Regions from separate parts of the Homo sapiens genome. Here regions 1 and 2 are each linked to region 3. Evidence: chromatin loops called from intact Hi-C (ENCODE). Cell type or tissue: dorsolateral prefrontal cortex. All regions are shown on one strand. Links, peaks and the distances in the headings refer to the core of each region. The heading gives the core; the rest is flanking DNA. Region 1 overlaps ACACA (acetyl-CoA carboxylase alpha). Region 2 overlaps ACACA (acetyl-CoA carboxylase alpha). Region 3 overlaps ACACA (acetyl-CoA carboxylase alpha).

Evidence for each region. Hi-C counts contacts between places; a loop is a spot of excess contacts. Peaks named below come from ENCODE experiments on the same cell type or tissue, not always from the same donor. Only the 100,000 strongest peaks of a DNase experiment are listed, where the experiment ranks them.
Region 1: it touches region 3 in a loop (15-fold over the local background); 5 of 110 quality-filtered maps call a loop at or near these places.
Region 2: it touches region 3 in a loop (2.4-fold over the local background); 5 of 110 quality-filtered maps call a loop at or near these places.

What each region holds. Positions count from the first base shown.
Region 1 is chr17:37,083,813-37,094,573 of GRCh38, reverse strand. It overlaps ACACA (acetyl-CoA carboxylase alpha), which reads left to right. Exons shown (of 56, transcript NM_198834.3): 55 at 5,500-5,636; 56 at 7,135-9,582. The coding sequence ends at 7,258. Among named protein-coding and RNA genes, the nearest start is that of MIR2909, 55 kb to the right of the region's middle. RefSeq lists an enhancer at 4,346-4,847. In dorsolateral prefrontal cortex, for the core only: a CTCF peak has its summit at 5,451 (motif pointing left); a DNase peak (open chromatin) is centred at 5,453.
Region 2 is chr17:37,106,344-37,117,104 of GRCh38, reverse strand. ACACA (acetyl-CoA carboxylase alpha) reads left to right here. Exons shown (of 56, transcript NM_198834.3): 51 at 3,840-4,017; 52 at 5,462-5,574. Among named protein-coding and RNA genes, the nearest start is that of MIR2909, 78 kb to the right of the region's middle. RefSeq lists enhancers at 8,817-9,421, 9,422-10,026. In dorsolateral prefrontal cortex, for the core only: no CTCF peak of the experiment used is centred there; DNase peaks (open chromatin) are centred at 5,554 and 9,454; H3K4me3 peaks cover 1,103 bases; H3K27ac peaks cover 4,477 bases.
Region 3 is chr17:37,169,853-37,180,613 of GRCh38, reverse strand. It overlaps ACACA (acetyl-CoA carboxylase alpha), which reads left to right. Exons shown (of 56, transcript NM_198834.3): 41 at 1,208-1,354. Among named protein-coding and RNA genes, the nearest start is that of SNORA90, 70 kb to the left of the region's middle. In dorsolateral prefrontal cortex, for the core only: a CTCF peak has its summit at 6,194; DNase peaks (open chromatin) are centred at 3,203 and 6,193; H3K4me3 peaks cover 638 bases; H3K27ac peaks cover 4,576 bases.

The DNA of each region.
Region 1 (10,761 bases), core at 1,783-9,782, 87 kb after region 3:
GTGGTTCTTCAAAGAATGATAGATACTGTGTGTTGTGTTTCTCAAGTGCAAAGACTGGCTGAGTCTAGACCCTGGCTTTGCACCAGGAAGTGACCCTCTAATCCTTATTGTGGTTGGTTACTGGTAAGAAAAGACATTTCGAGATAGGCATCTATTAGCTATGCCTTGTGTTCTTTTTGTTCCCAGAGAATTTGTTTTCTTAATCTTAATCCTGAAAACAGAAATTCTGGGACAGAAAATTGAAGACACGGTGATATTATATAACTGAGCACTATAATTCTTTTGTTTCCCTTAGAGATATCTGTTACCATGAGTTATGGGAGTCTGTTTGAATCCACTGGGACGATCCTACTGTAGGAAATAGTAGGATTTATGGTTCATAGTTTCACTGCAGGCAGAAGCAAAGCATCACTACAGCTCCTTAACGAAAATAACAAGAACAGTAGTTTAAATTGGGTCATAAGAACATGGCACACATTTGTATCCTGGGCATGGTTTCTCACTTGATTCTTAGATCCAAAATTTGAAGCCTGGTTTTTCAAACAGGCTGATTTATTTTTTCCCAGACCCCAATAGTAGAAATTGAAATTAGGACTCTGCATGGAACAATGAGAATGTGGGTTTTGAAATCTCATAAACTTCGGGATCCCAGCTTTGTCATTTACTGGCATGGGCATATTATTTAAGCCTCCATTCCCTCATCTGTAAAATGGGGGTGGTGTTTATGTCATGGGGTTCAGTGAGTTTTAAATAACATGAGTAAAGTATGGAGCATAAGTCAGATGTGGTGGCTCACGCCTGTAATCCCAGTGCTTTGGGAAGCTGAAGTGGGAGGATCGCTTGAGGCCAGGAGTTTGAGACCAGCCTGGATAACAAAGCAAGACCCTGTCTTCACAAAAAATTTTAAAATTTGCTCGGTGTCGTGGCACACACATGTAGTCCTAGCTCCTCAGGGGGCTGAGGCAGGAGCATCGCTTGGGCCAAGGAATTTGAGGTTATAGTGAGCTATGATGGCGCCACTGCACCCCAGCCTGGGCAACAGAGTGAGACCCTGTCTCCAAAAAGAAAAAGTATGGAACACAATGTCTGGCTCAGTAGACATTCAAAATATGCTAGTTTCCCCTGCTCCATGTTAGAAGGTAAAAAAATAATAGCAACATAGACCAAGTCAAAAATGTACAGCTGATTGACCTCGGCGGAAAGGGGGCTGACTCCTGAGCACAGTGGGTGCTCAGACGCTCTTTGGTTTGGCATGCTCTCATGTTCCCACAACCCGATGCCATGGTGCATTCTTATTGTTCACACAGCTACCCACTCGCTCTTATTCTGGATTTCCAAGTGAAATGAATGCTCAACAGAGGCCCCTGTGAGGACCATAGGAAAAAGCACTATTGACAGGGTCACTTATTTCCACTGACCTCAAAACCTGGCCTCAGGCTACTGATGAATAAGTCTCATACACCAAACTTCTCACACAGGGCCAGGCAGGGAGGAGGTAAGGTAGAACCTGGAAAGTGTTGCTTGGCCCTGCTATGGGCCTGGAGCTGAGATGGGATTGGCTCACAGGAGCTTGGTTCACAGGGGTCTGATGGCCACCCTAGCCCACATGTCCTTTGGCTATTGTACTCTAAAGCCCTTGGAAAAAAAAATCACATCCTTTCTTGGGCTTCTGTTGGATAGGGCTTAGCCTTGTAAGTGTAGGTGTATTGAAAATGTCTTTCCAAAATATGAGTGTACCTTAGGATTTGTATGCCATCCCTACACCCATCAGGCTGTGTGTTTCCCAGAAGTCTAGAAGGTCAGAAATGGGAGGAGCCTCCCTAGCTGGAGGTGTCTCCCAGCAGCTCCCAAGGTGAGTTATTAGTAGGGTATAGTAATCAGGGCTCACATCCATCAGGTTGTGCCCTGGTCACTCCTTGGCCCTGCTGAACCATTGTCTAAGGAGGACTTAACAGCTATCCAGTATGTTAGAAATGAAACTTTCCAAACAGGTCATTTAGATGTTGTGAGATAGACTAATTACTACATAAAATTAGTGAGGCTGACTAGTGCCTGAGATACTTATCCACTGATGCAGACAGAAAGTGTCTGTTGAACATTCATTTTAGGACAGGCCACTGTTGTGATGTAGAATTATTGATATTTTATTGATAAAATGTTCTGATACAGATGGATATGCTGACAGGTGGCATACGGGCCCAGGCCTGTCATGATGTTAGCAGCCTAGCATATCACACCTGTTTAAAGTCCACGCTGGAATACTAGGAATGACTGGCCACATTTTCTTTTTTTTTTTTTTTGTCTCACTCTATTGCCCAGGCTGCTGGAGTAGGTATGATGACTCACTTTCAGCCTCAACCTCCTGGGCTCATGTGATCCTCCCCTCCCACCTCAGCCTCCCAAGTAGCTGGGACTATAGGCATACACTACCCCACCTGGCTGATTTTTTTGTAGAGGTGGGGTTTTGCCATGTTGCCCAGGCTGGTCTGAAACTCCTGGACTCCAGCAATTCCCTGCCTCAGCCTCCCAAATTGCTGGGATAACAGGCGTGAGCCACTGTGCCAGGCCCATTTTCATAATTTTAAGGAGGGAAATAATAATGGCTTCTTCCTGGGAATAAGGTTGGCCTATCCTTCTGGATGACTGGAATTGAGTCTTACAACTGTTCTAAGGGAGCAAACAAGAAACTGTAGGCTCTGGCTGGGCACAGTGGCACACGCCTATAATCCCAGCACTTTGGGAGGCCAAGGCAGGGGAACTGCTTGAGCCCAGGAGTTCAAGACCAGCCTGGGCAACATAACGAGACCCTGTTTCTACCAAAAAAAGTTTTGCCAGGCATGGTGGGGCATGCCTGTAATCCTAGCTATTCAGGATGCCGATGCAGGAGAATCACGTGAGCCCAGGAGTTTCGGGCTGCAATGAGCTGTGATCATGCCACTGTACTCCAGCCTGGGCAACAGGAGGAGACCCTGTCTGGGGGAAGAAAAAAAAACCTGTAAACTCCATAACCCAGTGGAAGGGAGCTTGCTTTTCCCAGGTGGAGCAAATTATCCCACAACAGTATGGTAACTCTCCCAGGTCTGTTGAGAAAAACCAGTGGCACTATGCTTACATAAGTTTGTTTATTTTTGCTAAACATGCAGTTGATTAGAACTTGAGACCCCTTTCCTTCATGTACTCTAGGCTGTAATCCACTGGGGTTTGGCGGTCATTGTCATCCAGTTGTACTTTGCGTAAACAGCAGATCTTTTTATAGGACCCATATTTTCAAGCAACTGTAAAACTTGGAATGCGTTGCCCTAATCCTGTCTGGGAACTTTTCAAAATGTTTAAACACCTAGCATACTCTGTGGCTGCAGGAGGGGAAGGCAGAAGAGTTTTCTCTAGAGGGTAGCTGGCTTTCCAGTGTAGTGTCTGAGCATTGTTGGAAGCAGGCATCTCGTTAGCTAATACATTACACCAATCAAGGAGAGTTATCTTAAGCCACAATTAATCTGCTCCCTGGCATATGTTGATAGGAAAGCATCATGCTGTTTCTTAATTAAAAGCAAACGGATTAAAAATGATTAATAAGAGTATTAAATATTCTCCTAAACTAAAGGCTTTGGGATTCTTGGGTAAATCTAAAAATCTTGGGGTTTTTTTTTTTTCCATTCTGAAATCCAAGAAGCATTTATTGTTTTATTTTTCCTCCCCTCCACCCCAATCTTCATAAGTAGGGGTATGTGTAGAAGTCCTGAAACCACGGAGCAGAAGAGTAAATTGCCAATGATGGAAATGGAAATGTTGAAATTTAGGTGGCGACGTTTAGGAGTCCAGGGGGACCCATCCATATGTGGGGCGTGCAGCAAGCTGGGTCACAAGAGTGAGTTAAAACCATGTTATGGGAAAAGCAGTGCTACCTTCTCCCTCGTGGATAGGGGCTGATGTGACACTTCCTTTCCTTAGGCGCAAAACACTTTCTCAAGGCAGTTTGGCCTTGAGAGATGCTGGGAGTCCTAACCCAGGCACAGAGAGGAGAGGGTCACTCAGGTTTGCACTGACGGGGCCACACACCCCAGCTGAAGAATTGCTGATCTGCTTATCAGTGATTAGATACAGAACTGGGCACATTTGAGTCAGAAAAAGAAATGGACAAAGAACTAAAAGAGACATACTGCTGATCCTTAGTCCCCGGAAGCCTTCATCTTTCCAATGTAAAGGAGTTAATTTTTAGAAACAGAGACGTCGATGAAATGACATACATTAAATAACCAGTCACAACTAAGTCGGCAGCTAAGTTAGAGACAGGAAGTGACAGTCTGAAAAGAAACCATTATATTTGAAGGCACGAGATAGTTAGAAAATAGCCTAGTGCTCAGTTTTGTACTGCTTGAGGCCTCTTGTGATGAAGACATTTCCTCTGCAGCCCAGTAGTCACAGCTGTGGCTTTGGTGACCTTGCTTGCATACAGGCTTCCTGTAGCCACGTCTCAAACCTCAAAGCCTCAGAGTCCCTAACAAACACACCCACCTATTAAATTATAGCACCAAACTCATTGTCATTCTGACTTTGACTTCGTTAGTGATAACAGAGAAGGATAGCGCACCTTTAAATGACAAGCTTTGTGTTTAATTACCCAAACAAAATGACATAAATATGAATGAGCCCTAATTGTGGTACTTGGTTTTCCGGAAACCATTAACAAAACGATTCCTAAATGATTTGTAAAGAAAATGAGAGGAGAAGAGAGCAAGGAGAAGGCTATTAGGCTTCTAACACACTCCTGAATTATTATGTAGTCAACCACCTAGGAAATACTCAGCTAAATGATCTTGAAAAGGAGGTGAGAGGTGGTTTGTTGAGACTTTCAGGGTTATGGACGTCTTGATCCTTTCGAATACTCTCATAGGTAATAAAATGGGGCTTAGGTTTCTGACCTGGTGGCTGTACCCTGGCAACAAGACTTCCCTCCCATCAGTTCCCCGTCCGTGCCTCATCAAAAGACAGTGGGCTCTATTTCAGGAGACTTCATCCATCCAGTGACTGCCAGGCCTCACTGAGGCTAGAGACTTATACTTTAGGCATTGTGTCTCAGCTCCTCTGAGAGCAAAACACCAAATAAACAGCCTTGCCTTCTCAATCACAATTTTACTAAGTAATTTGGGCTTTTAACTGGTTCTCTCAAACCTGTCAGGTTATTGAATTCTCTTAGCCTTTGTCAAATAGGTGGGTCCCTAGAGTCTGACAGGACAGAGTCAGGGTATGAGCACCAGAGTGCTCGGGAGAGCCCCATGGAGACTTCAGGTGTACACCTGTGTCCATAAAGGAAGAGAAGGAGAAGGGGCACAGCTCCTGCCTCGAGGCCTACTTCCTCCTCCTGCACGATGCTGACAGTGAAGGAGAATCGTGGACACGGAGCACACTTTTGGAGTAAGCAAGCACTCCAGATCCTGAATAGTCAGGGTGTCCCGGCCTGGCCTGACCCCTGGTGTTTGACCAAGAGTCATCTGTTTGCAGGCTTATGTTTGGGACAATAATAAGGATCTGGCGGAGTGGCTAGAGAAACAGCTGACAGAGGAGGATGGTGTTCACTCGGTAATAGAGGAAAACATCAAATGCATCAGCAGAGACTACGTCCTCAAGCAAATCCGCAGGTGAGACCAACGTGGGGAACTCCACTAGAGAAGGAGGGCTAATTTCTTTGGAATAAAAAGTTTCCAAACAAATCATGAGATGATCGCAGAAATCTTATGATCTCTGCAGTCTCTTGCTGTTTGAGACAGCTGTAGTTGACCCACAGGTACAGATATGGCCTGAAGCCCAATTCTTTTTCAGCTACTGCTCCCCAGGGGCACTTAGTAATCTCAGCTAGATGAAGGCTTAATTCACTGTGCCCACCTCTTAGCTCTGAATGCTGATACTCAAACCGGATGAACAACTCTGGGAGGAAAGCTGATTGTGTGTGTGGTGGTTTCCTGGGAAACCACCTCCTCACCTCCTGAAGCCAAGAGTTAGCTGTATTCTTCTAGAGGCTTCAGTCTGCTCCATAGGATCGGTGGTAGAGACTGCAGGGGCATTTTTGTAAAAGTTTATTTGGAAACATTTCACTTACAGAAAAGTTATAAAATTAAAAACAGTACAAAGAACACCCCTATATATAATATCTGTACTCAGATTTACCTGTTACATTTTCTCCCCGTTGCTATATCACTTATGAGTGTGCCTGCCCTCCCATATGTGTATACATTTTTCCTCTTTCTGAACTACTTAAGGGTGTTACATATATCATGGCCTTTACCCCCAAATATTTCAGTGTGCATTTGCTGAGAATAGGGATACTTTTACATAACCATCATAAAATGATCCACTTTTGTAAATTTAACATTGATTAAAAACTTTTATCTGATATCTACCATCTGTAGAACATTGCTCATTTTGAGTTTGTCTGATGTCTCCCCATGATGAGATGCAGGTGAGGCACTCTGGCCAGAACCTTCACAGGGCACCACATCTGGGGGCACATGCTGTTTATCTGCTCCTCCTCGTGTTAATTTCATCCGCTGGTCAAGATGTTGCTCCATTTCTCTACCGTATAATTACTGATTTTCCCCCCTTGCACCTAATAAGTAGTCTGCAGGAAGACATTTTAAGGCCATGCAAGTATCTTGCTTTCATCAAAATTTCCCTCTGGTGCAGTCTTTACGATGAGCTTGCAAAATGATAACTTTCCAACTCCAGCACACCCTCCACAATTACCAGTCACCACTCAGTCCTCACTCCTGCCGATTCTTTTATATATACATTATTGGTACAGACTCATGAAGTTCTATTTTTTACTGATTTATAATTCATTGCTGGGCTGCTTTTGATGCCCCAATTGCTGTCTTTGTGACATGCCCCCATTGGCATGTTTTGGGTTTTTTTTGGGTTTTGTTTTGGGTTTAATTCCTTTTTCAACATAGCAAAATGTTTTGGGTTTGTCTTGCACTACCTTGGCTGGATATTTGTAATATAGGGAAACAAATAAGGTGAGGCGTGACTAAAATGTCTGCAGTGGACGGTGCACACATGTTTATTGGGCAGTTCTTTAGCTGTCCTCATCTAGACACTTCTGCTTCTCTTTTCTTCACCATTCTCAATCTTCCTTTCCAGCTTGGTCCAGGCCAATCCAGAGGTTGCCATGGATTCCATCATCCATATGACGCAGCACATATCACCCACTCAGCGAGCAGAAGTCATACGGATCCTCTCCACAATGGATTCCCCTTCCACGTAGGAAGAGCTTCCTGCCTGTCCCTGCCCTGTCTCTGGAGAAAAGGGCTAGAGCTGCCTTTTACAACTGTAACCACTGTAATGAGAAGGCACAGGAGACCCAGCACTGGAGTCAAATGGCATTTTACTTCCTCTCGTTTCAGGTTATGCATGACATCCTGGGATGTAAGATCACAGAATCCCCCTCCAGCCCACCAGTCACACCTACCCCATTCAGTATTTATTACCCTGGCCAGGCCTAGTCCTCCACTCCCTGCACAGGACTGAGAAGGCAATGAAAGGTACAAACATGTACCATGAGGTCTTACTAACCAAAGTAGGGCTGCCCCTCCTGTCCTGACAGCCCCTTGGCCTCCCAGCATGGGGAAGCGTGAGGAGTTGCCCAGCAGTGAGCAGCCCCCCTCACTCCTGGCCCCATGAGCCGCAGCCACAGGCAGCAGAGGAGGGCTAAGGAGAGGAGGAAGCCTCAAGTCCATTGTTTATTACCCCGACTCTTAGCCCAGCACACAGTAGGCACTGGAGAGGAATGATTCCCAGTTTAACCACACTACGGTACCTTTTATGAAGAAAAATTAGAGCATAAAATCTACTACAAGCTCCATAGGAACTCAAAGATGAGGGCAAAACTGTGAGCCAAGAAGCAGAGAAAGAAAATAGAACCAGTTATTCTTGATTTAGGGGACCTCAACCTTGGGTTCAGTCTCTGAGGACAAAGGGAAAGGTAGTTGTTGGCCTGCCTCTCGCCTGCACGTCACTGCTGGACTAGCTGTCGCATGTGGCTGGGAGCTGCAAGGCCAGTGCTTGAGGGGCCCCAGCAGTTCCACAGGTGGTGAAGCCTGAGTTGGCAGAGGAGGAGCCAGAAGAGAACTGCCCTTTCTGCACTGGTGGAAACTAGTTATTTATGCCATGTGGAGAGCCAGTGAGATAGATAGATAGTCTGTTTGTTTTGAGGACTTGGAAAGTTGTTCCTATGAAGCCTGGAGCTTGGATGGTTTTGAGAGGTTAATGGTGCCTCCACACTCACTCTTCCCTAGTTCCAGGATTACTGTCCTAGCAGCTAACGGTTCTACTCTCTTCCCCAGAGTGTAGACAGGCAGCAGGTCTCCCCACAGCTCTGAAAGGACCCTGGTGACAGCTACACCCTCAGCACCAGGAGCTGGCCTTCCTGATGAGGGAGGCTTCCAGGAAACACAGAATCCACATGACCTTAAGATTATTTACAACTCAGTCATGGTGCTGCTGTCCTCCAGGCTTACTGGCCCCTCCTGACTGGCATCAGGGGCTTCCTCAGGTGGTGGAGAGAGTTTACTTTCAACAACTAGTTTATTCAAGAAAAGAACTTACTGATTCCTCTGTTCCTAAAGCAAGAGTGGCAGGTGATCAGGGCTGGTGTAGCATCCGGTTCCTTTAGTGCAGCTAACTGCATTTGTCACTGATGACCAAGGAGGAAATCACTAAGACATTTGAGAAGCAGTGGTATGAACGTTCTTGGACAAGCCACAGTTCTGAGCCTTAACCCTGTAGTTTGCACACAAGAACGAGCTCCACCTCCCCTTCTTCAGGAGGAATCTGTGCGGATAGATTGGCTGGACTTTTCAATGGTTCTGGGTTGCAGGTGGGCACTGTATGGCTGGGTATGGAGCGGACAGCCCCCAGGAGTCAGAGCCTCAGCCCGGCTGCCCTGGTGGAAGGTACAGGTGTTCAGCACCTTCAGAAAAGGGCATAAAGTGGTGGGGGACAATTCTCAGTCCAGGAAAATGCATTGACCATTGCTGGCTATTTGCTTACCTAGTAAGAATTGGATTCATTTTTGACCAGATTATTCTTCTATGCTTTTTTGCAATAAATCAAATCCCACATATCTACAAGTGGTATGAAGTCCTGCACCCCCCAGGAGGCCTGTCCAGGCATGTCTTCAGAGGCAGGGTGGGTTACACTCATTTACCTCCCCTCTCCCCACCAAATTATGACACAAACGAGTATGTTTCCTCTCTAGAACCCTGTAATGCCTCCTCCCCCATCCCCAGAGCTCCTTACTGTAGGTCTTACCCTGGACAAGGATTTTTTCAAGTTGGAGGCACAGAACATGAGCAATCTGACATTCCCACAGCCCCTCAAACATGCAAGGCTACTAAGGCAGGAGGAGTATAAATGATGGATATTGACCAAGACCTGCTTGGACGGAGACCGCCATATTATCTGTTCTCTTCGTTCACAAAACAGCCTTCACTTGTCTCAGAATTTGATGGACACATACTGTGATGAGCAGGAGCTTCAGATGCACTCTTTACACATTTTGTTGAAATAAACCTCTACATTTGTAGAAGAGTTACAGTTTGTCATTTCAATCCATGCCCAGCCACCTCATTTCTTGTTCTGCTTTCAGCAGGGGCTCAGTGTGGGGCAAGCCCCTCCATGGCCCTGTAACACCTAAAGCCCTTTGTCTCCTGAACTTGCATAAAGATGATGGGTAGGCAGTAAAAAGCTGGCCTTGGCCAGCCCTGTCTTATCCGCTGAATCAAGGTCAAACTCTGAAAGGCTACAAATGCTCGGGAACCCCGTAGCAGAGGGTCAGTTTTTTAGTTTCTGTTGAGTTTTTCAGGATGGGAAACTTCTTCCTGCTGAGAGCTGGATGGGAGTCCTGGCAGGAATGTCCCCTCCAAAAGAGAATGTCTTTAGAGCAGGGACAAGAAAGACCACAGCTGTTTAGTGAGGATAACAGCTCCAGGCCTTGGAAGCCCAGAGCCCACTGTCCTCCTCAGAAGTCCCTTCTCAGCATACAGGAAGTTGAGAGTGCTCTGATAACTCAGTGTAAACACTGGGGCCGCATGGCCCTTGTTAGAGATTTGAGAGGAAGGTTTTAGATTTTCTTTCTTTAGCTATTCATGGATTTTTAACTCTGGGCACAAAAAGGCACTCGGGGCAGGAAGCTCATGATTCCATGCCGTCAACCCTCTGCCTCAGTTTCTCTCTCTAAAAAAACTTTCTATGGGCTGGGCATGGTAACTCACCCCTATAATCCTAGCACTTTGGGAGGCTGAGGTGGGTGTATCATGAGATCAGGAGATTGAGACCATCCTGGCTAACACGGTGAAACCCCCTAAAAATATATAAAAAATTAGGTGGGAGCAGTGGCACACACCTGTAGTCCCAGCTACTCAGGAGGCTGAGGCAGGAGAATTGCTTGAACCTGGGAGGCGGAGGTTGCAGTGAGCTGAGATTGCACCACTGCACTCTAGCCTGGTGACAGAGCAAGACTCCGTCTCAAAAAAAAAAAAAAAAAAAAGCTTTCTATGAATCCCTATAATTAAGGCAGGAATAAGCACCAATTCCTGAATGTCTGCAAAGATACAGGTCACAGGAGGCAAATCCCTGCCCTTTGCTGATTATTAAACTCAATGTTGTATCTGTCTCTCTCTTTGGGATATATTGCAAAGCAAAGGGTTGCTTTTTCTAAAATGAAATAGAGTGTTAAGAAAATATCAATTTGATTCACCCTGAGCCAGA
Region 2 (10,761 bases), core at 1,598-9,597, 64 kb after region 3:
CATGTTTATAACAATAAAAGCCCTAGGCAGGGTTGGTGCCTAGGTGCTGAGAGCACACTGCAAAGGTTGTGTGTGGTCACCATTCATGCAGATGTGCTTTGCCCAGCATGCTAGAAAACTCCAAGCTCCCGCCTCTCCAGTGAGGAACCTATCAGTATTTTCCATTCCCAGTTGCGTTTCTCAGGGCCTGAGAATTGACAGCACGTGCATAGCTTTAAAATTCTGTAGACTGATTTCTAACCTAAACCCTTGGGGATCGCCCCTCCCCTGCTGCTATTGGCTGTGCTTTTGCTCTGTCTCTTAAATACGAAGGGATTTCAGACAATTGTGTGTCAGATTGTTGCCAAGTGTTTCAACCTGCCTTTCAAAATAAGTGGTTTGGGGCAGCTGCAGTTCAGTCTGAGCATGTCGATTACAGAGTTTATTTGTGTGTTTGTTTATATTTTAATAGCCTGCTTTTTGGGTGTTTTGATGGTTGGGCTGTGGGTCTATAGGTGTTCCAAGTTAGATGGAGGCAATATATTAGTCCCAAACATGTCAGCTTTAACAAACCCTGATGCTCCTTTCCTACTCACAGTCTTGGGGCCGAAAAATACTTGTTTGGCAGTCAGATCCAAGCCTCACACAGGCTGGTAGTGTTATCAGTATAGTTTTGAACATTTCTGAACACAGAGGAAATCCAGCAGCAGTTGGGAATATTCAGTCATGTATTCAAGTCTCTTTTTCTGGTTTTATTTTACTCATCATATTAGATGTTGGAAAGCAGAGTACCCCAGTCTCATGCTGTCTCTCCTAGCAGTAAGAATGAAGTAGTAGAGGCTGGGCACAGAGGCTTACACCTGTAATCCCAACATTTTGGAAGGCCGAGGTGGGCGGATGGCTTGAGCTCAGCGAGACCAGTCTGGGCAACGTGGTGAAACCCCGTCTCTACAAAAAATACAAAAATTAGCTGCGCATGGTGGCACGCACCTGTAGTCTCAGTTACTTGGGGTGTTGATGGAGGAGGATCGTCTGAACCCAGGAGGCAGAGGTTGCAGTCAGCTGAGGTCGTGCCACTGCACTCCAGCTTGGGAGACAGAGTGAGAACCTGGCGCGCCCCGCTCCCCACCTCAAAAAAAAAAAAGAATGAAGTAGTAGAATGTGGACATTAGGGCCAACAAGATCTAGATTTGAGTCTTATCTCCACCACTCACTCTTATTTAAGCCTCAGTTTACTCACCTGCAACTTGGATATATAAATAAGATAATGTTCTGATGATTAAATGATTTATATGTGTGTATATATAATCATGTTCCCTGGTACACAATAAGCTAGCCATGATGATGACAAAAAGGAGCCCACGTCCATTTCATAAAATTAAAAATCACACACACACACTCATCTTCATTTGAAACTGTTTGCATATACTATGAAATCTAGTATTTTTTTAATAGATGAATGAAAATACATTTTAAATAAAATCTCCCCTTCTTTTTGAGATGTCAATCTGTTAATTATAATACAGAGATAGATTTTGTTGTAGCTAAGTCTTTAACAAGAAGAAGTGAGTAAAAGAGCTGGAAACTTTGTCTTCACTTACCTCTAACTTTTTTTTTCTTTTTCAGGTAGAATGACTTTTTGTGCTGTCTTTTATTGCTTTATTTTCTCCTTTTATCTATACCTTTCATTTCCTCTCTTTGTATGATATCATTGAGGGACACTTTTCTGTTACTTGTTCGGAGACTGTACTCTTGGCAGCACTGAAAAATGTACTGCTAATTACACAATTATTTTATTATGTAGCACTGGTTGAAATATCCACTAAAGAATTAATTTAGTTAAAATAATTTGAACTGAGCAATTATTTTCATAACTACAGAATTAGCGTAAAGCACTTAAAGTCCTTTATTCCCTGCTCTTCATACAGCAGTTGTGTAATTAGCAGTAAATTTTTTTGGTCTTAGCTTTTCTCCCAAAGGAATAAATGTCTTCACTCTGATCATATACATGGAGTACATATCATACACATTCCACATAGAGTAGGGGGTGTTTTCTGGGGTAACTTGGAATTTCTGAAGTCTTCACAGACACACCAGGTTGGGGCAGTGGAGCATGTGCCTTGCAGTGAACTGTGCTCACTGATAGTTTGTATATTAAGCCATTTTTACTTTGGAGAAGGTGGCAGTTTAATTTGCCAGTAACTACAATGAAAGCAATTTCTATTTGGTTTGCTCTTAACTTCCTGAAAAATGCTTCTTTGCCTTGGATTCCCAGAATTGATTTATTCCAAATTGAGATCCTCTCTTTGATAAGAAAGTTTGATCTCAGTTGAACCTGTTATTTGGTATTTAGAAAGGATCCATTGTGGCTCCACTGAAGTACTCATTAAACATCTGGACTCATAAACCTAAAGCTTTAGCAATGGACTTCAGTGAGCTGGGAAATGGGAAGTCCATAAAAAGTTGGGAAATAAATAACTGATCCAGTTTTCCAGGGACTCACTTTATGTGTACATCATGGGTCCTTTTCTTCAGGCTGCTCCTGGCTTTGGAGGGATTACAAAATGTACTCTTTTTTTTTTTTTTTTTTTTTTAAAGGCAGGGCCTTGCTGTGTTACCCACACTGGAGTACAGCAGCATGATCACAGCTCACTGCAGGTCTCAGCCTCCTAGGCTCAGATCCTCCCACCTCACCCTCCTGGGTTGCTGGGACTATGGGAATGTGCCACCATGTTTTGCTAATTTTTTTGGTTTTTGTAGAGATAGGGTCTCTCTCTGTTGGTCTTGAACTCCTGGGCTCAAGCGGTCCTCCCACCTCAGCCTCCCAAGGAGCTGTGATTATAGGTGTGAGCTACCATTCCCAGTCTACAAAGTGTAGTCTTTAGCAGAATGAAGAGGTGGTTCCTCTCTTGTTTTTTGTTTATTTTGTTTTATGTTGTTTTTGAGACAGGGTCTTGTTCTGTCACCCAGGCTAGAGTGCAGTGGCAAGATCATGGCTCACTGCAGCCTCGACCTCTTGGGCTCAAGTGATCCTCCCACCTCAGCCAAGTGACTGGGACTGCAGGCATGCACCACCATGCCCAGCTAATTTTTTATTATTTGTAGAGACAGGTTCTCACTATGCTGCCCTGGTTGGGTCTGTTCTTCTCATGTGGCTGTGTGGTATTTCCTAAGTATTTTTAAAATTTTTCTCTCATTGATACCCTATAAAAATGCAACTGTTAAAGAATTTGTCTTTCTTTCTCATTATATTCTTTCCAGAGTATATAACTAATTTATTCAGCATTCATTCATTCAGCAGATATTTGTTGAGCACTAACTATGTTCAGGCACTGGGCAGGGATATCGGGATACCAAGATGAAAAATAGTTTTTGAAGATAAAATTTTTAAAGGATCAATTTCCATTAGGTGCACATTTGAAGAGCTCATCCTATGCTAAGCATCATGAGAATAACTGAAAAGAGGTAGAATAGTTCCTTCCTTTAGTAAACTTACTGTAGTGGGAGAGCACATATTGACATGAAAAATACTCAACGTTTGTAGAGCAAATGTGAATTAATGTGGTGAAACGTGAGTACAGAAATTCAGAGAGGATATAAAATGGAAAGGCAATCTGGAAGACTTACACACTGTATCTTGTGAAAGACAGTGCATCTCTCTGTTGCTGTCTTGTGCTTTTGAAGATCCTCTGGAGTCTTGAATGGGATACAGGTCGATACTCCCTTTAGTCTATAGGGTGGCCAAACAGGAGGCATAGTATAAGGAGGCTCTTCGTGGCCAGAGGTCCTGAACAGTGTTTAAAAGTACTGCTTTGAGGAAGAGAAATTTCTTGATTTCTAATTTGTCTCATTCTCCATAGATATGTACGACCAAGTGCTGAAGTTTGGTGCTTACATTGTGGATGGCTTGAGGGAGTGCTGCCAGCCTGTGCTGGTTTACATTCCTCCCCAGGCTGAGCTGCGGGGTGGCTCCTGGGTGGTGATTGACTCCTCCATCAACCCCCGGCACATGGAGATGTATGCTGACCGAGAAAGCAGGTAGCGTGCCTTCCACATTTCCATTCACTGCCTTTAGGGACCCTGTAGCTGTTGGTTTCCTCCTGGAGAATGTTACAGCCATGGCACTACAGCACCCACATCCTGTGATTCCAAACCAAAGCTTTTTCCTTCCATTACAGTCCAGGTCCTCACTCTAGCATTTCAGGAAGCTGAAGACCATGGTGTTTGTAGCACCCAAAAAAACTGTAAGGGAGAACCTCAGGCTTATTGGGAGGTGGTACCTGAAACTACCTAAATAAAACAGATCTAATCTGGCATCCTTTCATAGTCTGTTCTCACCTCTTTCCTAAGTAAACTTCAAAACGTGTTTCTTTGACATTTTCCAAGGAAATTCTTACCTCCAGTCGTTTTAGTGGACCGCCCGCTTCTCTCTTGTCCCCCCAGATTCAGCCTTCTATGTCAAAGGCTGCTTAGGAGAGTCCAGTAGTTTCACTGTCAAACCTCTAGGCTGAGAGGCTTATTATTTACATTCTGTACTTAGGGGTTTATTATTTTTTAAGTCCTAAACTCATCTGATATCAGATCAGAGACAATTCCTCTATAGACTTTGGAATCAGACTGTCTGGTTTCAAATCCAGTTCTGCCTCTTGTTATATTTGGACGAGTCTCATAACTTACTAAACTGTAGTTTCCTCACCTGTAAAATGGGAATAATCACAGAACCTTACTACATAGTAGATGGAGACTGGGCATAGGATTGTTGTAAGGATTTATATGTAAGTTATTAGAACAGTGCCATGTACATAGTAAACATTATCTATAATTTTTTTAAACTAGAAAGCTGTGGGTTTTTTTTTAAACATGTTTGGGGTAAAGTTTCTGGGGACTGAACATCATTAGTATGCACTAAAAGTAACCCTGAGACCTTTGACTCTGCTCATTTCCATAGCGCTGGGCAGAATGTTTTACCTCCTACTTGGCCTGGCTTAGTGTGTCTGATCAGTGTCCTACAAGCAGACTGACAGCTGTGGTATAGGTGAGGTAGATAGATAGATAGATAGATAGATAGATAGATAGTATTGATGAAGTATTGCCCTTCATTATTGTACATCCTACGTGATGGAGGTGGTTCCCCTGTCACTGTGCCTACAGCATTTTTTTCCCCTGGAAAATAATGTGATTCCTGTTACTCTTATCAGCTGTAGGTGGTGGAATCTGTATTCTTCTCCCTTTGAAATGGAAGTCGACTGGTGTGGTAATGAGAATTATTTTAATTGCTTTTTGCCAGGCCTTTCTCATACCTCACTTAGACACTTCTCTGGTGCCTACTGTTCTCCCCGGGGAGATGTCTGTTAACCATAGGTGGGCAAAATGATAATGAAGCTATTTCCTGGTCTACAAATTGTAACTGGCCTCATTCTGTTGTCTCCTTCCTTTAAAGTGCCTCTATTTCTGTTTTGTTTTTTCTTTCTTTCTGATCCAGGGGATCTGTTCTGGAGCCAGAAGGGACAGTAGAAATCAAATTCCGCAGAAAGGATCTGGTGAAAACCATGCGTCGGGTGGACCCAGTCTACATCCACTTGGCTGAGCGATTGGGTATGTCTGCTTGTCCTTCTGGCAAATCAATGAGCCATTCAGCTGATTTGTAATGAGTGCATTCATAGGCCAGGGGAGGAGGCACTGAAGCATTTGATCAAATTCATGATAATCTTTATTTACTGTCCTCTATATGGTAAGAACCCTGGTAGAATGAAATAGTGTGTATAATAGGGAAAGTGAGCCCTAAAAAAGCAAAAGTCACCTGATTTTTTTTCCTGATATTTCCTTAGAGTACAAAAAGCCCGTCTTTCTAAGATGTCCTTGTAGAGAATGATTAGCTAGAGTTGCTGCTGGGGGCAGGCCTCACCAGAGAATATGCTAGATTTAAATATGTCCTGTTTCTGCTTGTTTCTTTGGACAGCTCACTTCATTTCTGAGAGATGGGATAGAAAAGCAGGAGTCTTTACCCAGGTGGTGTTCCGGGGTCTTCCTGAGCTAGAGAAATAGAAGTAAAGATTGCGCACTGTGTGCTTCCAAACAGTAGCTGCAGCCAGAATAGCCCTGAGAGCAGGCGTGCTTAATGCTTCCAGCCATTGCTCTGTTGCTCATTTGTTTTCAGAGCTTTTGGAAGCCACTTGGCAATTTGAACATAGGACTAAACCATGGGAGTCCTGTGTTGAGTCCAGAGTCTAAATGAGTTTCAGATTCTTTTAAAACACTGATTTTCTGCCCAGGTCTCCCATTGAGCCCCTTGCTATGTTAGTAAAGATAATTGCTCGAGGTTCTTTTGTCAGTTGGTTTGTCTTGTTTTTGTTTTTTTCTAAAGGAACAGAGATTGCCTTTAAAAGGTAGTGAAACTCAGTGAATGGAGAAGAGAGATGCTAGCTCATTTATGTTCCAAGTGGTAATTTAATTAATAAAGTACCATTTGTGGACTGTATATCCCCACCATCCAGAGACAGAAAAATCCCGTTTGCCTACACTGTGGAGACTGTACATCCAGGCATTTGGAGCCCTGAGCCAGGTTGCCTGCCAAACACGGTGACTTGGGTTACAAGAAACCCTGTTTGTGTCCCATTGTTTGCCACTGGGTAACAGCCACCAATAACTCTAACTCACCACAGTCTGATCCTTTTATGGGGAATGCACACATACAAGAAATGAGAGTTGTTTCTAAAATCTATTGCCACCCAGAATTGAGGTGGGTTTTTTCTCTTTCTTTTCCAAACAGAATAATTACTTCTGACCAACCCTGTACACTTTAATTAAAGTAACTGCAGCTCAAGAGCAAGTTACTTACAACTGTTCATAGAGAGAGCTCTAAAAGCTTCAGCCACTGATAAGCATCTCACTTAGATGGCTCATAATTGCTCCCAGCATCCCCCAATTGTTGCCGCTGTGTTTACCACTAATTCCATACAAAGGCAGCAATGCCGCAATTGCAGGACACAGCAAATTGCATCATTTTCCTTTTTCCTTTTTTTCTTCCTTTTTCTTTTCCCTTTTTTTTTTCTTTTTGCTGGTTTTCTTTCTGGCCAATTTAAAATTTGTCAAAGTCGGTCTTCTTCTGGATCACTGCCCTTTGATATTTCGCGCACTCCATTTGCCACAAACAAGCCGCAGGGCCGCAGTTCATGCTGACTCTAGCAGAAGCAGAGAGAGCTCCATTTATCTTACACTGCCTGCTGAATTCCTACTCATTAACTGGGGGTTCACTGCCTCTTTTTAACCCCCCAATGGCTGTTATCATCCCTTCAGAGTAACTGGGTGGTAGGGAGAGGGATCCTTTCTCCTTTTGCAGAAGGACTGGATGGTGAGGGGTGTGGAGATAAAGCTTCTTTCTCTTCAAGGAAAGTGATGTCGCTCCCACCTTCAACCAGCACCTTTTAACTTTTGAAGCACATGAAGGGGAGAGGGAGGAGACTCCCAAGTGATAGCCGTTTAATCATTTGTTACAAATCATCTCATTATCAATTTCCTATCCGCATTGGAGAAAACCATATTTATTTAACCTTGACCAAAATGGCACTTGAAAAAGGACCCTTAGTCTGCTAAATGTGAAGCAGGCTCTGGCCTAGGGCAGCTTGGGAACATGAGCAGTGGACTTGGAATAAGAATAACGAACTACGAGTCTTGTAAATTATTTAACTTCTCCGAACATCAGTTTTTTTCCAACCATAAAGTGGAGATCACACCTCTGCCTAGCTAATATGAGGAGCAGATGAGCATGCATTTACTTCATTGCATCATTATCTTTCTGTCTTAATCATTAGAAAAAGCAGATGGCCATGTTTGGTATCCAGTATTCTCTGTGGCTCAGTCCCACATGTGAAAATATGAAAGAAACAGAAGTATAGTCCTGTCTCTCAGGGATATCCTATACGGGCAGCTGTCTCTGCGACAAAGCAGGTCAGCCTAGATATAACAGGACATATTATGAACCCAGTTCCTTTGGGGTTCACAATGATTCTGGCTCTTTTAGTTTGCCTAGAACCAAACTACCAAAATTCTTTTTCACAAAGTGGGTGAAAATGGTCTCATTTTTCAGACTGGGAAATTGAGGCCAAAAAAGTGAATCATCTAAGATACAAAATAAATAAATGTACATCAGAGTCCAGAATGGAATTCTCATTCTCTGTGTTCTCCTTTTCTCAGGATTTCTTCAGATTTTTCCTCAACTGAATACTGAGCCCGAACTAAATTAAACAAGGATTCTTTCCTTTTGTAATCTAAAGCCATTTCCACAGAGAAAATCTGATTTAGGAGAAAGCCTGTAGGAGTGGATGTTATCTTGTGTTGCCGTTCTCTCCCCAAATCTGCCTCTTTACTGGGGAGCGTGCTCACAGATCACTTAGACAAACCAGCGCACAACTGATTGACTGTGTTCAAAAACATAATTACTCCGGGCACGGTGGCTCACGCCTGTAATCCCAGCACTTTAGGAGGAGGAGGCAGGCAGATCACCTGAGGTTGGGAGTTCAAGACCAGCCTGACCAACATGGAGAAACCCCGTCTCTACTAAAAATACAAAATTAGCCGGGCATGGTGGTGCATGCCTGTAGTCCCAGCTACTCAGGAGGCTGAGGCAGGAGAATCGCTTGAACCTGGGAGGTGGAGGTTGCAGTGAGCCGAGATCGCGCCATTGCACTCCAGCCTGGGCAAGAAGAGCAAATCCCTGTCTTTAAAAAAAAAAAAAATCATAATTGCTATGTATTTTATAAGAATGAGTAATATTTGACTTCTGAGCAGCTAACTTCATCTCTTCTAGAATTTTTATTTTTTTAAATGGCCTTTTGTCATCTTACATGGTTAGTTTGGGTGGAAAGATGGTGAATTACTAGTTTGCAGGTCTGTGATTATAACAGAAAATATGTAAATAGTGCCTACACTGATTCCTAATAGAAGTAAAGGGAAGAATTACCTCAGAAAGAAAAGTGAGCAAAGCCCAGGCCCCAGAGTCTTGCATTGCTGAATCAGTTCTGACCCTGATTCACAGAACCAGGGCTTGGTAGAGTCATTGCAAGGAGGAGAATTACTTCCTACCATTTGGTTGCCTTAAGGAAATTAAATTTCTTCTCTGGAAATGGAGCCGCAGCCCTCCAAGTCCTTTTTGTCTCTCTCTGACATCCTTCTACTGCCTCACAAGGCCAGGAGCAGGGAGAGTGGCTGTGGAGCGGGACGGCCTTGCTAGCCTGGCCTCTTGAGTGCTGTGACCTGAGGTCCTCTCCTGGATCCTTCCCCTCCTCTTGTGTTCAGAGAGAAATGACAAATCAATTTAGATGGAGAGAGAACTGTCCAGCCCAAGTGTGAAGCAATTGTAAGTTCCCCACTGTCCCTCTCTCTCAAAATGAAGAGCACCTGGGCAAAGGAGCCGCTTAGGGGAACTTGTTCTTAGTTGTGGCCCTGTTCCCAGGCAGCTGGGCAGCCTGCCATGCAGCACCGCACTGCGCCCACACAGAACATGCCCTGACTGCCTGCCACAGGGAGCAGCAGCATGGACTGAGTGAGCACTGCTGCTGGCCCTTGCCTGGTCCTTCTAGGCCTGCCCACACCCACCATGCCTTCAGGGTCAAGGTTGCCCCAGGTGCAGATATGGAGCATTGTGGTGGCAGGTGAGGATACGCTTCTCTGTAAAAATCTTCAGGAATGCCTTCCTCCCAAGCCTTCTCTAGCAGCCAGAATGACAGGAAAAGGACTGTTCCCTGGGCTAAGGGGACTTAAGGGTTAAGCTGCTTTTCTGGCAGAGGTGATCAAAGTATCTGAGCTGTGTTTTTCCAACTCTTATGTCCATCTTCGAGAGGCTGAAAGCTGAAAAGAGCCAGAGTTGCTTGTTTGAGGCAGAAAGTATGTCTTTGCCTGGAAAGTTAAGACTAGGAAAGAAAGAAGTTCCGATACGCATGCCTTAGTGAGTGGTCTTTCACCTCTCACCTGTTGAACTTGGAGTGTCCTCACTGACACTATGGCCACTGTGTCCTTTGCGGTAAGGAGGCTGATGAGAAATAACACGAGGCTTTCTATCACGAAGGTAGATATGGGATCTTGCCTCCTCTCTTTTGTTAGCAGTAGCTGAAAACCTACCCCTCACACTGATTCAGAAGCTATTTGGCTCGGTGAAGTTTAGTGCAATAGTGACAAAATTTTCTGAGAAGAGAAAGGGGTCATTTTAGTTTGATCCTTTAATCTGATTGTATTTATAAAAGCACCTGGGCTTGCCTCCCCCAAGGAAGCAGTGTTTCACAATTCTGTATGGCCAGAGGGACCTGGCAGGCATTTAGTTAGAGGGAACCCAAGAGAAAGCTGTCATCAGAATGTGTCTTGGTCCCAAATGACCAGATCCCCGTATCCTGACCTGCCAGACATAGGGAGAGCAAATTAGGGAAGGAAAATAATGAAGACTACAGAGGCATATTTCTACCAGAAGAATTCAGAGAATTCTGTGCTGTTCCCTGACCTTTTTTATATGGATATGTCTGCGTGGAAACACAGGGACGGGACTGATGGGGGAGCAGTATTTTTTTTTATTCCTGTTTGGAAATCTCTGGGTTTTCTATTAATATAATGATTTTTAAAAATATGAACAGTAGAGCACTAACACTGTTGCAGGGAACTTTAGGGTTAAACATCCCCTGAGAGGATTGCTGTTAAAATCAATATGCAAATGTGAGTGTATTTAGATAGGTATGGCCCCCTTTGAAGAAAAGCAGATATATGAAAATGGGGTTTTAAAAAAAGCTAGATACATTG
Region 3 (10,761 bases), core at 1,259-9,258:
GGTGAATCATCTCTATGCTGCAGATTTTTCTTCTATCAATAGAAGGCAAGAAAAGTGTATCACCAGTAGAAAATGCAACCAGTAAAGAATAAGGTATCAAAAGAATACTGAATTTGTCCTTTTTAAAAAAATCTATGAATATAGGATTTTTCCAAGTCTCCTAGTCAATACTACCAGTATTACCACATTTGAATTTTAGTAAAGTAATATATGTAGCCGTAGTAAATAGTCTGTGTAGAATTCCTGTGTTATTCACAAATACAAGAGATTACCTTTATGCAACCATTTGTTTACAAGTTCTGTCTCCTGAAAGATACCTTCATTCGGTATTTCCCTTTTATAGCATTGCTAGCCTAAAAGCTGAGTGTTACTTCTGTTTCCCAATGCCAGTGCTATAAATATAATATAAATCACATTCTATATAAATATAATATAAATCACATTCTAAGTAATTCTTCCTATATAATAGGCATAAACACAGTGATTAGGACACATAGGTATGTATGAGTCACTTGGGATTCAAATGTTGCTTTGAGGCAAGCAAAGAAAGAGCTGAATTAGCTCCCACTTCACAAAGGATTTACTTACAGGAAGTTGGAAATGGAAATCATAATATTTTTTAAATGAATTGGTATGTCTGTGTCAAAATTGAGCAGAATTGATCTGCACATTTACAAATAGTCACACACATCTAGTGAGCTAATTCCTGTGTGTGGTCCTATAGCTATGAAAAATATTAGAAAGAGGTTTCTTCCCTGGAATTTCTAGTAGAAGCTTCATTCTGGCCTTCTTGGATTTTCTTTTTATTAGCTGAGCGTCATGTCATTTTCCTGGATATTCCTTTGTTGTCAAGTTTCTTTAGGATTTTCCTTTTCTTTGTTTTAAGGAGTCGATGCTACTTATTTAGTTTTTTAATTTTAATATTCCTAGGATAGTGTTAGGTCTTTCCTGTTTGTTAATGCTCTGGTGCTGATTTGGAATCACTCAGTAGTTTGACTTTTTGGAAAAGTGCCTGACTTTTGGCATGTAAAAAGTAATTACAAATCTATTTTAACTGAGAATGGGAGCTGGAGAATTTAGTCTAATGTTTACACTCTGCAGAACACTTGGAAAAGAAGGCAAAACCAGATTGACTGAATCTTAATAATTATTTTTGTCTATATTGAAATTATTGTGACTGATTAGTCAAACTTCTTTTCTCCACTAGTCCCTGATCAAACTCTGGGAGTCTATGTCCACTCAAGCATTTCTTCCATCTCCCCCTCTGCCTTCTGACATGCTGACTTACACTGAACTGGTACTGGATGATCAAGGTCAGCTGGTCCACATGAACAGGCTTCCAGGAGGAAATGAGGCAAGTAGTTGAAACCCCCCTTCCCTTTCTTATCTCTGTGCCCACTAGTACCAGCTTTCTGTGAGGTGGTCATTAAATAGCACTGGAGCATGGTAGTCTTGTTGGGAGAGTTCTTTAGAGAGAGCATTGACTGAGTATCAAGAAATTATTAATTTTTTAGGTGTGATAATGGTATTATGATTTTGCTTTTTAAAATAGTATTGTTTTAACACAAAGGACTCAGTTTTAAAAAAATAAAAAGGAATATTGTTTTCTTTTAGAGATACAGACTAAGACATTTACAGATGCAATGATTTGCTTCTAAATAAAGAGGTGTGAGGGTGGGTGTGTAGATGAAACAGGGTTGGTCGTGAGTTGATCATTGAAGCTAGGTGATAGGTACATGAAAATAGATTATTTTCCCTGTTTTTGTCTATGTGTGAAATTTGGGGATTTTCTTTTTTTCTTTTTTCTTTTTTTGAGATGGTGTCTCGCTCTGTCACACAGGCTGGAGTGCAGTGGCTCAATCTCAGCTCACTGCAGCCTTGACCTCCATGTCTCAAGTGATCCTCTCACCTCAGCCTCCTGAGTAGCTGGTACTACAGGTGTGCACCACTACACTTGGCTAATTTTTGTATTTTTTTCTTGAGATGGGGTTTCACCATGTTGGTCTCAAGCTCCTGAGCTCAAGCAATCTGCCTGCCTCAGCCCCGAAAAGTGCTGGGATTTTAGGTGTGCACCATTGTGCCCAGCCAGGATTTTCTATAATGAAAACATTTAAAGTATTGTTTTGCTTAATGTTTTTTCTTATTTGGATTCATATTAATAAATGCATTTTTCAGTGTCTTCTCCATGCTCAATTCATTTGATCTGGTGCTGTTGTGAGCATGATAAATGTGTTCTTGAAGGGGCTCAATCAGAATTAGGGGTTCAAACATAAAAAATGTAGCAAAGAACCCATTTTTTGATAATTATCCCAAGAATGCATTTTCTAGCCTTGGCATCCTTTCTCTCAGAGTAACCTATGAATAGTGATATAAAGTCCTATTTTGCCCTATACTCTTATACTCTTGTCCATGCATTATGATTCTTTCTGATTTTAACTGTGCTCCTAATGTACAGTTATAACAATGATAATACCAGTAACAAACCTAAAAAGAGAGATATTTTTATTTCAACCTTAAATATAATCCCTAGAAAGATTTCATTCCATTGAAGGAGTAATCTTTACCTGTGTTTTCACCACAAATAGGCTGGGTAGACCTTTGGAAATAATAAGCAGTTTGTTTCTATTTTGCTCAATCTTTTTCAAAAAATTTCACTATATATACAAGGTGTGTGGCTATTTCAGTAATATGCCAGTGGATGCCAACAGTAGATGATTTGGTATCAAGATGGATGCAAGCATTGGACCAGATGGAGAGTATCAGACTTGTAGGAGTCTCAACAAATAGCAAAGTCAAGAGGACTGGGGTGGAAGGATGCAAAACATTTTGACAAGCATAGATATATACTCATCAGCACACGAAGTTGAAACAGAGGTTTCTGCCACTGTATGTAGCATCTGCCTAGTGAGCCCCTCAGCAGCAAAGAAAAGCTTCATTGTGCTAGACTTAAATTCTGATTCATTGAACAGTGTAGTCTTCAGGAATGGAAGGCACCCTTGTGAACATGGGGCTGAGAGCAAAATGGTTTTAACTAATGTAATTAAAACACAAAATGAGATTTTTGGCCACGTGAAAGCTAGCTGCAGTGCTGTGTGAAACCCCTTGCCATGATCTTTCTTTCCTGCTTTCTTTCTGCCCTCATTCTGTGTTTGAGCGAATGGAGACTCAGGGAATAGTGAAGTCCCAGAGGGACAGAGCTCTGTTCTTGCTGAAATTACAAGCACAGAGCTGCCTGGGCATGAACATGTAGTGTTTACTCTGCCAGTATGAATACAAATAGTCTTATTATACGGGCCTCTGTACCCAAAGACCACACACACACACACACACACACACACACACACGAATTTTTTAAAAATTAAAGGTTTTTTTTAACCCCTTTAAGACCTAACAAACCTTAGTGGAAAAGATATGTCTTAAACAGTTGCATAGGACTATAGCTATGACTAGTAGTAGATCTAGTATAGGAGCCACATGTTTTCCTTTGTCCAGTGCTTTAATAGTTTTGAAACCAGAAAGTGAATAGTATTTCTTCAAAAGATTTTGAGTTTTTGTCAGTTCTCACTTTCTTCTTGTTCTACAGTTTTCCCTCCTTAGTTGCCTATTTTCTTTGTTCTGTTTTTCTTTTCAAATGATTGACTAGGATTGAGGCTGAGTGTTAGCTTGCTGTTTCTGAGCCTTTGAGCTTGGGAGGAGTTAGACTGATGTTCTTTTGTGAGCAGTTAGTGACTAATGCCCAGGATGGCTGGTGAAGTCAGTCATTGGCCTTAGCTAGATTATAGGGCACTGCACAACAGGAATGAGGTTGGGGTGTTAGTATCAAACTCTGCTACCAATAGCTTGAACATACAATGGAGCATGTCCACTGAGAGACTGACCAATCTAAGGATGGAGTTTCAGCAGTCAGAACTCTGAGGGACAGCTGTGCCTAAGAGATGACAAAGTGTCAGTAGGATGTATTTCCTCGTGCTGAGCCCAGTTTTATCAGGGCAAGTTGACTTTCAGCTATTGCGGTTTAATTTTCTTTGGCCAAAGAGCAAGTTTGTCATGAGCCTGGCACTCTACATATTACCCCAAGAATGATGTGAAGGGAATGAACAGAGCTCATGCTGATGAGATTTGGAGTAAATCTGTCCTGTCCCAAAGAGAATGGGCATCTGGACAGAGCCTTGAGAAATAGTTTTATTACAAAAGAATAAAAAATTGACCTGTTAATGTTCTGAAAGCCAAGGCTCAATGTAAATGCATTGGTGCTATGTAGACATTAAATCATCATAATGTGGTGTTCTCCAAAAGTGACGGCTCTACCAGGTCATCATTGTGGGTGGTATTGCATTACCTTCAAGGATTGGAGTTTCTGAGTTTGAAAACTAGCACATGGATGTAAGGAGTAAGGGTAAAATGAGAGATTCCTTCAGAGTTTTCCCATGAATTGAGGTGCTTTTCTCCATGATCGAAGGCAGAAAACCTGCACTTATCAGACCATTGGCTGTATGGGTGGCCAGTCTTTCTAATTTTTTTTTCCAGGACAGTAAATAGGTAAAAAGGTGATGGGACCAGGACTTGGACCAATTCAGTTCCATTTAGTTTTAGGTAACTTCTTTGCCATTTGAGGAGGAATATTGGCTGTTTCAGTAGAGATGTGACCTGCATTTTGAACATTTATGCCTGTGTTTAGAGCAGGAGACAGAGCTTTTCTGATGCTGTATTAGCTACTGTCTCCTTTCTATTTTCCTAGTTGTCCCTTCCCCATAAAGAAAGATGTAACTAAAGGAGTACCACCTAATGCATGATGAAAGGTATAGGAGAACACATTTTTCTCATTGTCATATTTGAATGGCATTACATTTAGTATGACTTTAGAGTAGGAATAAAAAAGATGTAGACTAAATCTGTGAACTACGTTACTTGCAGATAGCTCCAAAGATGAGTTGTCCAAGATTTTTCTTAATAGTTTCAAGTAAAGATGAAAATTGAGGAAAATGTGATTGCAGCATAGACTAAACGGATCTCATTTCTAGCTGCTGTGTTGGTACAGTGATGGGCACTGTATGTAAATACACAGCTAGATGAATGTGTGCTGTTGAGCCTGGATACAGAAGAAATGCAGCTATCCAACAGTTCTGCTTTACCACTTCTCAATTTTGGAGGAATTGTTTTCATTTTCCTGCCAGTTTACTAACCTGTTTTGATCTTTTGGTGGAAGCTATAATTGCAGGTGGGGACATTTTGAGTAACAGTTCGCAATCCAGTACAGCTGCTTTTCGCACTAAATCCTGTTATTAAAAAGCTCAGGCTAAGATCAAGCCAAGGGCTGTAACGGACTTGACAGAGAACAACTTAACTTTGCCTGGTAGGACAAAGAAAATCCTAGCCTTCTTGAGACTATGCTCTTGTTTATTCTGAAATAAGTTACTAGCATTCTTTTATTTTATTTCTTTTTATCAGCTCTGCGAACTAGACCAGTAATCTCTAAAGTGGGCAATGCTGAAAGATATGTTAGAGAGTCAACTACCATAGTAACTTTAGTGCTAGTAGAAATTAGGACCCTGTTTTTCTTACCATATCAGAACATGGGCAGCTTTTTAACATTCTGTCTCATCATGCCTGTCATAATGAGAAACTGAGATGAGAAGACGATGTTGCGATGTTGTATTTGGAAGCAGTTATAATAATTAGGTACAAGATGTATATCCAAAAAAGGGGTTGGTATTCAGAGACTGGAATTCTTGGTATAAAAGTTTTTCTGGGAGGAAAGTATATTGAAAATTGAATGCAACTGGGGCCAGGCGTGGTGGCTTATACCTGTAATCCCAGCACTTTGGGAGGCTGAGGCGGGCAGATCATGAGGTCAAGAGATCGAGACCATCCTGGCCCACATGGTGAAACCCTGTCTCTACTAAAAATACAAAAATTAGCCAGGCGTGGTGGCGGGTGCCTGTAGTCCCAGCTACTTGGCAGGCTGAGGCAGGAGAATCGCTTGAACCCGGGAGGCAGAGGTTGCAGTGAGCCGAGATCGCGCCACTGCACTCAAGCCTGGTTACAGAGTGAGACTCCGTCTCAAAAAAAAAGAAAAAGAAAAAGAAAAAAAAATTGAATGCAATTTGATGGTCACCTCTACACACACTACCACTCTTAAGAATTGTGGTAGCTCTGAGCCTTCATTTTTTCAGATGGGCGCTAGGTGTCAGGGTTTTTCCTTCTCAGCAGCTTAGCATTCACATGAGCCTTGTGAGTGGCCTTGTTTGTTGAGGCAGATTCACTGGTGTCCTTCTTTTTTCAGTTGGTATAGTAGCCTTTACCTAGTGTTCCTGCAATAAGCAATTGCAATTTTAACTCTTTGGTTGAAGATCCTTTGAACCTTGCATTAGGGATCTATTTTTTTTTTTTAAAGAAGAGGATGATTGAAGAGGAAATAAAGTAGTGTAAATTAAAGTTTAAAGACTAGCTGACAGCCAGGCGCGGTGGCGCATGCCTGTAATCCCAACACTTTGGGAGACCAAGGTCGGCGGATCACTTGACGCCAGGAGTTTGAGACCAGCCTGGCCAACATGGCAAAACCCTATCGCTACAAAAAAAAAAAAAAAAAAAAATATATATATATATATATATATATATATATATATATATAAATTAGCCAGGCGTGTTGGCAGGCGCCTGTAATCCCAGCTACTCAGGAGACTGAGGCACAGGAATCTCTTGAGCCCAGGAGGTGGAGGATGCAGCGAGCCAAGATCGCACGACTGCACTCCAGCCTGGGCGACAGAGTGAGACTCTGGCTGAAAAAAAAAAAGACTAGCTGCCATCATGACTGGTATTTTGGTTTTAGTCCTGCTTTATGTTCTCAGGGGTGAAATGGTAGGGACAGTGGGGATTAGGGGTTCAGTTTTAGAACTGCTAGCCCAACTAATACCCATATTTAATTATTGTTTTAATTGTTGGCAATGTACTGATATCCTATGTCTCCCAAAGTATAGCATCTCATTAATTTTTTTATTTTAAACATATAAAAAAATACACAGTGATATGACAAATACCCCTGCATCTACTGACCAGCTTAAACAAATCTTACCATTTTGACTGGGCTCCTCACTTACATGTTACTATAATCCTTTGAATCTCTAATTTGAGTATCAAAAAAACAATTTAGGAGTTGGTAGGGAAAGGAAGTTGGTAAGCTTATATAAGCCTAAAAGATTAGAAGAAATTAATTAGTAGATCCATTTTGACAGTTCTTAGGCTGGACCTCTTAACCCAAAGGACCTCTTATTTTAGAAAAACCACCATAACCCTCTGTCTTAATTCACTTGGTTGACATTTTCCATACCCTCAAAGGAATTGCTTGGGTTATCCTGGACTCAGATTCTAGTGGAAAGCATTATGTTCTAAAACTCTGCCTGTAGAGAGTGTGTATATGCTTACGGGTTTTGGTGGTGAGAAAAGGGTAGGCCATTTCTCATGAACACAGGACCCAAATATTTAACATTAGATTTTTTAAATTGTTTTACTCAATTTAACCTCAAAATAGCTCCATGAATGTGATGCTAATTTGGATGTACTTTACCTTGCTTTTGTTTCATTCTTTTGAAATCAGTTTGCCTTTTCATGCTGTGTATAGAAATTGAGTCAGTGTCAGTCTTTTAGATATGTGTTAGAAAAGAGGCATATTTAAATTGTACTATGCTGAAGGTGAGTTCTGAAATAGACCTAAGCGAAGCGGGTCTGTAAAACAGGACCATGGTCTATGCATTGATTGTTCAACTTATAAAAAGGGTCTTTGCCATTAATCTGTCCCTAAAGATAGGAGAATGTTTATAAGTGCTTTGGGATCCTCAGCAGAAAAGGGTCAAATACATATGATTATGTATAATTATGATTATCCATAAATGATTATGATTATACATAAGTATTCATAATTTGTGCTTGCCTTATTTTTCATCAAGGCTTTGAAAAATCAATTTTGAATCCTTGAGATTAAGTATAGAGAAAGATATATTATGGCATATATGGTAAGATAATTTTATGTTAATTCTATGTTTTTGTTCTTTTATTCCCATTCTAAGTAAGTATATTTGGCTGCAAGTCTTTGTCTAAAATGATCTTCCAAACCAAACTTGGATCCCTCATTAGAAAAATATGGAGGCTAATTTTGAAAAATAAGTCTTCCTACCATGGAATTACTTCTAATGAATTTCTGACACTGTTCTTTTGGGATGTATATACTTTTCTCAGAATTCCTTCTGAATGACTATTATTGGTGTTGGAGATTTCTCATCAGGTTGAGTAGTTTTTACTCATTTTTTTGATAGCAAAATGAGGCTCAGTAACCTTGATTGACTTTGAAAATCCTAATGCATCCACTGGCTCACTAAAGTAGTACTTGTGGAGGGCTCCTCAGTTTCTTTCAAAAATAAGTCTAGAGATAGCCTTCAAACAAAAGAATGTACTTGCCAGCATATTTATACCTGTCTTAAGTTGTAAGATTTTACTGAAAAAGAATGTGACATAGTACCCTATGTCAAGAAACTTTACAGCTCCAACCAGAGGCAATAATGAACATCAGGACAGCAACAGATGACACCAGAGAATGAGGAGTAGCGGGGGGCACCAGAGTTCAGCACTCATTCGTATGATTAATGGACAAGGCTTCTGGGACTATAGTAGGCCAACTTGGTTAATTTCCATACCAACCAATTAATCCTGGGCCCCATTTCTCAAATACCGCTGGCTTCTATGTGCTCCACTGCATGTTTGTTAAAAAATAATTCCTATGCTTATTAAATTACTGTGTGTACATGTGTAAAATTACTGTGGTTTCATGTATATAAATGTTACAGGGAGAAATAATTTCCCTGTTCAAAATTGTTATTTCTAATCTTTGATAACATTTTCAAAGAATTACCTCTGGGATGAAAATTTTTTGCTCTAAGTTATATTTTTCTTACCCTTTTATCGCTGTTTAGAGAGGTTGAGGTGAGTTTGTTCAGCCATTTTTGAAGTAAGCCATAAGGCTTAAAATACAATATTTGACTTAATTTGTGCCATTTGGAAAAGCCATGCTGAAAAATATGTCAATGCCTTTCCATATTGTATTATTTGCCAGATATCAATGTTCTATTATTTAGTGTTCTGTGATCATGTGAAGGAGCTCAAAATAATTTTCTTAAGAGCTGAAAAACTCTTTTTTTCATGCTTGGATACAAGATACAAAAGGGGGAAAGAGGTAACATTTTGTTATATATCTGAGAAGGGACTCAAGTTCAGATTCCTGCTCTCTGGATCTTAGTTTTCTCATCTTTATGATGCAGATGATGCCCAAGTCTGGGTTAGCGCTAACATGCTTGGATTCTTTGTATTGCTGCTCAAGGGCCTTGCAGGGTAGTCATCTTCCTGGCATTAGCAGAATTAGAACAATAGGTTTTACAGACTCTTCCAAAAAAAACTCAAGATCATTTTAGCATGAATATAGCAAGGCTTTTAGCATGAATATAACGAATACAGCTTCAACATCTCAGCCACAGCCTAACCTGTATTTAAATCTGTATGGAAAGGTATTGTTAGAGCTCAAGTCAAAGTGTGGAGATGTAAGAAAGGCAGCTGTGGCAAAGATATTCTCTTTCTGCTTCCCACAGCATAGCTAGAGTTGATGGATATGTCTTTCACCCTTAAAAAACAAAATCCTGGCATGTTTTGCCCTTAGCTTTTCCTGCAAATTTCTTTGTTGAGCTTAATATTGTTGTTTTATTTTGTAGTAACAACAGCAGCTTTGGGAAGTGCCTGTGTGTGCTTGCACATTCTATTCACATTGATAGTACAATTAATGTTGATGTCAATTTTGGTGTTAATTTTGGGTCATGATTAGTGTTGACACTTTGTGTCAGACTAATGGCATTTATGGGCACCATCAGAATAAATGTTAATATTATCATGTTTTCACTATCTGTTATAGTAACATTAAACCAAGGTCCTCCCAGCAGAAAAAATACATATATGGATAGATAGATAATGCCTTTCTGTATCGCTGGTGTTACTCAGCGAGAAAATGACATCTCAGGGCAGAATCCTAATCACTGTTTGGAGCATCAGAAATAATGATCACCTCTGATCGGAGGTTGTGAATAATTCATTTGGTTTGATTTTCACGTCCTGTCCAGTGATACTTTTCAAACCAAATGTGTTTCTACAGGAAAATAATGGTCCCACTTCTTATGGAAATACTGTGGCACAAATCATTTTACCCACATAAAAACAGTTAAATAAGACTGTTCTCTTCTGCTTGCTTTCTCCTTCCCATCCCCTCCTCCCTCACTTGAGCTGTTCATTCCAGAATCAGAATGTAGCCAAAGAAATATGTTCTGCCTTAGAACTTGTATAAGGGAAACAAATATTTATTTCTGCTTATCCTTAGCTTATTCACTGTAGCTCTTTTCATCCTCTTCCCTTTTTCACTTTAAGATAATCAGCTTAGGTTGATAACCCTAAACCTAATAAACCTGCTCGTTGGAATGTTCTGTTATGAAAAATGATCTGAAATTAAATATTTTAAAACTTATTCATGGCTATAGTAATGACAAAATAATTTGTAGTAAGTACCTAGGACCACTTGTTTAGTCAGTGCATGAGAGAGGCAGTGATCAGAGAAGACGACACTGGCACTGCCCGTTTGAGTCTAAAACTCATTAGACCATAAACCCACCCACTTACATGCGGGCTACAGGGTACCTTTTTGTTAATTTCTTAGCTCTTCCATCTTCCTTCAGC